Linked DNA regions of Homo sapiens: region 2 is linked to region 1. The links are chromatin contacts, found by Hi-C in ENCODE. All regions are on one chromosome and are shown on one strand. Each heading gives the region's core, a stretch centred on a gene start or an enhancer-like site at or near the end of the contact. The rest is flanking DNA. Distances are from core to core; before and after follow the strand shown. Region 1 holds the start of PTPN6 (protein tyrosine phosphatase non-receptor type 6). Region 2 overlaps MFAP5 (microfibril associated protein 5).

Region 1 (2,700 bases), core at 1-2,500:
AAACAGCATCCAGATAGAGACAAAGAGCCTTCCCTGTACCCTAAAAGTTTCCCAGAAATTGTTCCCAGTTAGCATATTTATTTTTATAAAGGTAATGCATGCCCATCATATAACATTCAAAAAGGTATGTAGAGAACCAAGTGTCTCCCCCAGCCCTGTCCTCCAGCCACCCAGTTTCCCTCCCTAGGGGAAGCCACCAATATGTGTTTCTTATGTATCCCCTGTTGAGCTGCTTTTCCTCGTTTTGGTTTGGCGGTGTTGATGTTTGTATTTGGAATTACAGGTAGGCAGCATCATATACCTTAGTGTTTAGGGCCTCTAAGATCAACCAGCCCTGAGAAAATCAGCCATGGTGAGGACCTTGTCCCCCAGCCCCCCAGGAGATAGGCCCCCTGGTGGGAGTGCTGGGGCAGGGCAGAGGCCTAGGGACAAGAATTAGAAAGGACCCATGTTGACAGGGCTGCTCAGGGTCATGTTGTCCATCCCTCTGCCACAGTGGCATGGACAAACTGCATATGTTGGTTAGAGGAGGGCACCCTTCTCTCTTGCAAGCATTGGCAAGGTCTTAACTATTAGTCTCCTGCTCCCATGGCAGCCCCTTTGGACAAGGAGGCTCTTAATCTCTGTTCTTTGAAGCCCTGAGGGCTGGTGTATAGGAGTTCAAAGCACTGGCTTTGGAACCGGACTGTCTGGGTTTGAATCCTGGCACTGCAGCTGACTCACTGATGGACTCAGGCAATGCCTTAAACTCCCTGAGCCTCAGGTTCCTTGTCTGTAAAATGATAAAGATAGCCCCTGTTTCATAGGGCTGTGGTGAGAAACCAATCAGACAAGGCATGTGAACGCCATTATAGCACAGCGCCCGGCATCCAGCAGGACTCACTCGATGACAGTTGTCACCGCCATCATTGTTATTAGCGTGGGCCAGGGAGGGCTGCGTAAAAGCAGCTGGTGGAGGAGGGAGAGATGCCGTGGGACCGTCTGGGTTCGCATGCGTGAAGTATTATCTGGGCCTGGAGTGTGCAAGGCACACATGTGTCCTTACTGCATGTGTTGTCACATATGTGCAATGCCATGCTCCTGAGCCTTTGATTGCAGACGTGTGGGAAGTGGGCCCCGTCCCCACCCCCAGTGCCACCCTGCTCTGCTTCTCTTCCCTTGCTGTGCTCTAAAACGAGAAGTACAAGTGAGTTCCCCCAAGGGGTCGGCCGCGCCTCTTCCTGTCCCCGCCCTGCCGGCTGCCCCAGGCCAGTGGAGTGGCAGCCCCAGAACTGGGACCACCGGGGGTGGTGAGGCGGCCCGGCACTGGGAGCTGCATCTGAGGCTTAGTCCCTGAGCTCTCTGCCTGCCCAGACTAGCTGCACCTCCTCATTCCCTGCGCCCCCTTCCTCTCCGGAAGCCCCCAGGATGGTGAGGTAAGGGCCTGCCACCCACGGTAGACAGGAGGCAAGGGTGCCTGGTGCCCACGGGACCCCTCCTCACTGCCCTGCCTGGGCCGCCCAGGTGGTTTCACCGAGACCTCAGTGGGCTGGATGCAGAGACCCTGCTCAAGGGCCGAGGTGTCCACGGTAGCTTCCTGGCTCGGCCCAGTCGCAAGAACCAGGGTGACTTCTCGCTCTCCGTCAGGTAGGTGGGCCCCCCGCAACCCCGGGCATTTTGGCCACTCTCTTGTGCCATCCAGGCCCTGAACCACTCATTCCTGGTTCCCCGTGGCAGTGCTGACTCCCCGTCTGTTCCCTTGCCCCCAACCCCCACACTCCCCATCCCTGTCTGTGCCCACCCATGCCCATGTGTGCCCCCACCCAGGACCTCAGCCGATCCCTGCCCTCCTGCCTCTACTCCTGCACCGACTGGCCTCACCGCCTGGTGCCCTGCAGGGTGGGGGATCAGGTGACCCATATTCGGATCCAGAACTCAGGGGATTTCTATGACCTGTATGGAGGGGAGAAGTTTGCGACTCTGACAGAGCTGGTGGAGTACTACACTCAGCAGCAGGGTGTCCTGCAGGACCGCGACGGCACCATCATCCACCTCAAGTACCCGCTGAACTGCTCCGATCCCACTAGTGAGAGGTGAGGGCTCCGCACCCCCGCCATTCCCAAGCAGGGATGAGCCGGCTCCCACCCTGAACAGCCAGGGAGGCAGGGAGACTGGCAGCCGGCGCTGCCTACCCTCCATCCCCTCCCCTCCCTGCACCAGCTGGGGCTCTCAATGTCCCTCCTCCCTGCTGTCCTGGGACCTGGTGTCTCAGAGCCTAACCTACCACCCTTTCCACCTAACCCCGAGGAAGCCACAGAAAGCTGCCTCGCCCTACTCCGGGAGCCCTGGCCGCTGCAACCCAGGTCCCACTGGAGACAGGGAGGCCACTGCTGGTGGCCAGCATGTCGTGCAGGCCAGCTCTGTTGTTAGAAAGCTCTTCTTCCTCTGGAATCGAGCCTGCCTTCCTCCGTCTGCCCCTCACCCCAGCACATGTTAGGACAGTGAGGAGCTGACACTGGGGTGAAGATGGGGATGAATGCTTGCCAAGACACTTGATGCCTTGTCCCAGCCGCCCCGTGGGGATGGGTCTGTCCTGTGGGGTCAAATAGGTCTCCGGCCCAAACAGAGATCATTGAGAGCACGATGTGAAGTGTTCACCTGTGTAAAGTGTCTCACGCTGTCCCGGGCACAGAGTAATACTCCAGGCATTTCCTTCCTGTG
Region 2 (2,700 bases), core at 109-2,608, 1.7 Mb after region 1:
GATTGTATAATTCTTGACTGTGTTGCAGAATCTTACAGGACTACAAAACTTACCATGATGTGTCTTATAAGGAAGACTTGCCAGGCAAATTTTCGGGCAAGCCAGCAAAATAGTTAAAGTAAGAGTAAAGAGGAACACGTGAATGATGGGGAGTTGGTCTAGGAAAATATTGTGAGGAAAATAAATGAAATTCTATGGTTAGCCCAAATAGACAAAGATAGCTTCTTCAACCCTAAGATCTATATCAGACAGATTCAATAGTAAAGATTATTAGCCTAAAGTTTAGTCTCCCTTGAAATTGTACATAGAATGTTTGTATATAAGCCATATAGTCATCATCTATTCACTGTGTCTATGATATTGAGAAGCAGCAAAATTATGCAATAATATAGACTTTGTATTTTAAGTGCTAGAAAATGAGATAAATGTTATCAGTTTGGGTGAAAAAGTAGAGAGTAGGGGTAAAAGCTGGACATTGCAAAAGGATTGGTTTAAGAAATACTGTCTAAGGGTTAGCTGTCAATGGTTGGAGAAGAAGGAGATCCTCCTTCCTCTCACCCATACATTTTTTCTTCTTTCCTCTTTTTCAATGATCACAGACCATTGGGTCTCTGCAAATCCACATTTTCACAGGGAGGAAGTCGGAAGTAATTGGAGCGACGGAGTCTCCTAGGGGGCAGACCAGCCATCTGACGGCAAAGCTCATCTAGAAGAGAAGCAGAACATCATGGGAAGAGAATGCAGAAGATAACAAAGGCTCTTGTTTTAAGGGATAGAGAAGACTTTTCAGTGTGGTGTAGTGAAAAGGTTGGAGAGAAAAAGATCCGGGTTTTAACCAGCTCTGCCACTTACTTTAGTTATTTGCCACTTCCTAGAAAGTTTCTTAAATTTTATAAACCTCACTATCCCTTTCTGTAAAATGAGAATTAAAATACCTACCTCAACAGTATATTTCTGAGTATTAAAATGAAATCATGTATGCAAAGTACCTAGCACAGGTGAGCAGTAAATGTTAGTTTCCTTTATATATCCAGCTGCCAATTCTTCTAATCATGGATCTATTAAATAGAAAAATGAGATCCAATCATTCAGTATACATTTACGTGCTTACTATGGGCAAACAGCTAACTTTAGGAAGTCCCTTGAGATACTTGAAAGTGCCTAGAGTCCCAAATACCCATCCTCAATCTCAAGGTGCTTCCCTTGCAGGTGGCTTGCACAAAGCCAATGGGGGCACACAGCAAGTTTCCTTCTGCGAAGTTAACTACAGCTCTTACTCAGGAACTCAGCACAAAGCGGGCTGCTGAGTCAGAAATGGCTTTGTCTGTGGTGTTTTCACCAACCACAGCCATCGTTCGGGGCTGGCCATGGGGAAGGTGAGAGTATCTTTGTTTCCACCATGTATGGTCTACAACCACACATTTTGGGCCCTCGTAATTGCCCCATAACATCTTTCTACCTTCTTCTACCTGAAATGTCACAGTAAGAAATGTTCATTGTTCTTGGAATTGGTGAACTATTTATAACATAGCTGATTTCTAAATGTCCCATCTATTTTTTATTTATAGGCCCTATCCAAACCTTACTGTCTCCAAATTAGTGCATGTGCGTGTGTATGTTTTATTTTTAGTTATGAACATGGCTGCGGACTAGCAGAGTCTATTATCTGTAATGGCTGACTTGAAATTTTCCCTAGAACCCCAGTGAATGATCTTTAAAATAGCCAGAGTGTCAGAAAGCTCTCTAAGTAGGAGACACTGTGGGGTTACAATCTAGTAGGACAGGGATCTAGGGGTACTTTTCTTAGGGTTATGTTTGTATATCAAGCATACTGCTTTATGTAGATTGTTTATTTGAGATAACTTCCAGCAGGAGCTGATGGACTCTAAGGGGGTAGCCTGAAGCCCTCCTCTAGTACCAGACTTTGGATATAGTAATATCATGTCCCTATCTACCCTTCTCATAACTGCTTCTCTCCATTAAACATCCAGACATCATCTTACCTTTCATAGCTTCGTGTTCCTTACAGACAAGACGAGAGCAGATCTCCTTGTTGACGATGTACATACGTCGTAAACTGCAGACGTCCCAGTGTCATAGGCAAGGAAGGAGATGGAAGAAAGCCTTGAGAGGAGAACTCACCTGGGTCTGGGATGCCTCTTCAACTCTCATATTCCCCACTTTCCCTATCTGCTTTTCCCCAACTGTATTTTCTTAAGTATTTCAGACTTTTGCCCCCCAACTGGAAAATAGGGGAGGGAATGGTATTAATTACTCTTCTGTTTTTTAAATTTTATTTCAATAGTTTTTGGTGTACAGGTGGTTTTTGGTTACATGGATAAGTTCTTTAGTGGTGATTTCTGAGATTTGGGTGCACCCGTCACCCAAGCAGTGTACACCGTACCCAATGTGTAGCCTTTATCCCTCATTCCTCTCCCACTCTTTCCCCTGAGTCCCCAAAGTCCATTATATCATTCTTATGTTTTTGCCTCCTCATAGCTTAGCTCCCACTTATAAGCGAGAACATACAATATTTGGTTTTTCATTGTTTAGTTACTTCATTTAGAATAATGACCTCCAGCTCCATCCAAGTTGTTGCAAAGGCCATTGTTTTAGTTATTCTTCTTAGTGACACTTTGCACACTCTACCTAAAGTCAGGCTTAATATTCCTCCCCACTATTTTCTACCTTAGAGCTGGG

What was found. Hi-C counts contacts between places; a loop is a spot of excess contacts on that map. Pooled maps may share reads with other maps.
Region 2: a loop to region 1 is called in a map with no recorded cell type, with 6 times the contacts of the local background. The contact joins the enhancer-like site here to the promoter of PTPN6 in region 1. A Hi-C loop is called at or near these places in 3 of 37 single-sample maps with no recorded cell type and 3 of 50 pooled maps.

The regions. Positions count from the first base shown.
Region 1 is chr12:6,950,106-6,952,805 of GRCh38, forward strand. PTPN6 (protein tyrosine phosphatase non-receptor type 6) reads left to right here and starts at 1,251. Exons shown (of 16, transcript NM_002831.6): 1 at 1,251-1,415; 2 at 1,504-1,626; 3 at 1,878-2,072. The coding sequence starts at 1,408. RefSeq lists enhancers at 549-1,484, 1,485-2,418, 2,419-2,700.
Region 2 is chr12:8,647,498-8,650,197 of GRCh38, forward strand. MFAP5 (microfibril associated protein 5) reads right to left here. Exons shown (of 10, transcript NM_003480.4): 9 at 2,004-2,077; 10 at 1-706. The coding sequence ends at 594. Among named protein-coding and RNA genes, the nearest start is that of MFAP5, 14 kb to the right of the region's middle. RefSeq lists an enhancer at 380-1,579. Within about 2 kb of position 1,359, at least 2 of the 41 ENCODE cell types and tissues checked have a DNase peak (open chromatin) inside an H3K27ac peak, as active enhancers do.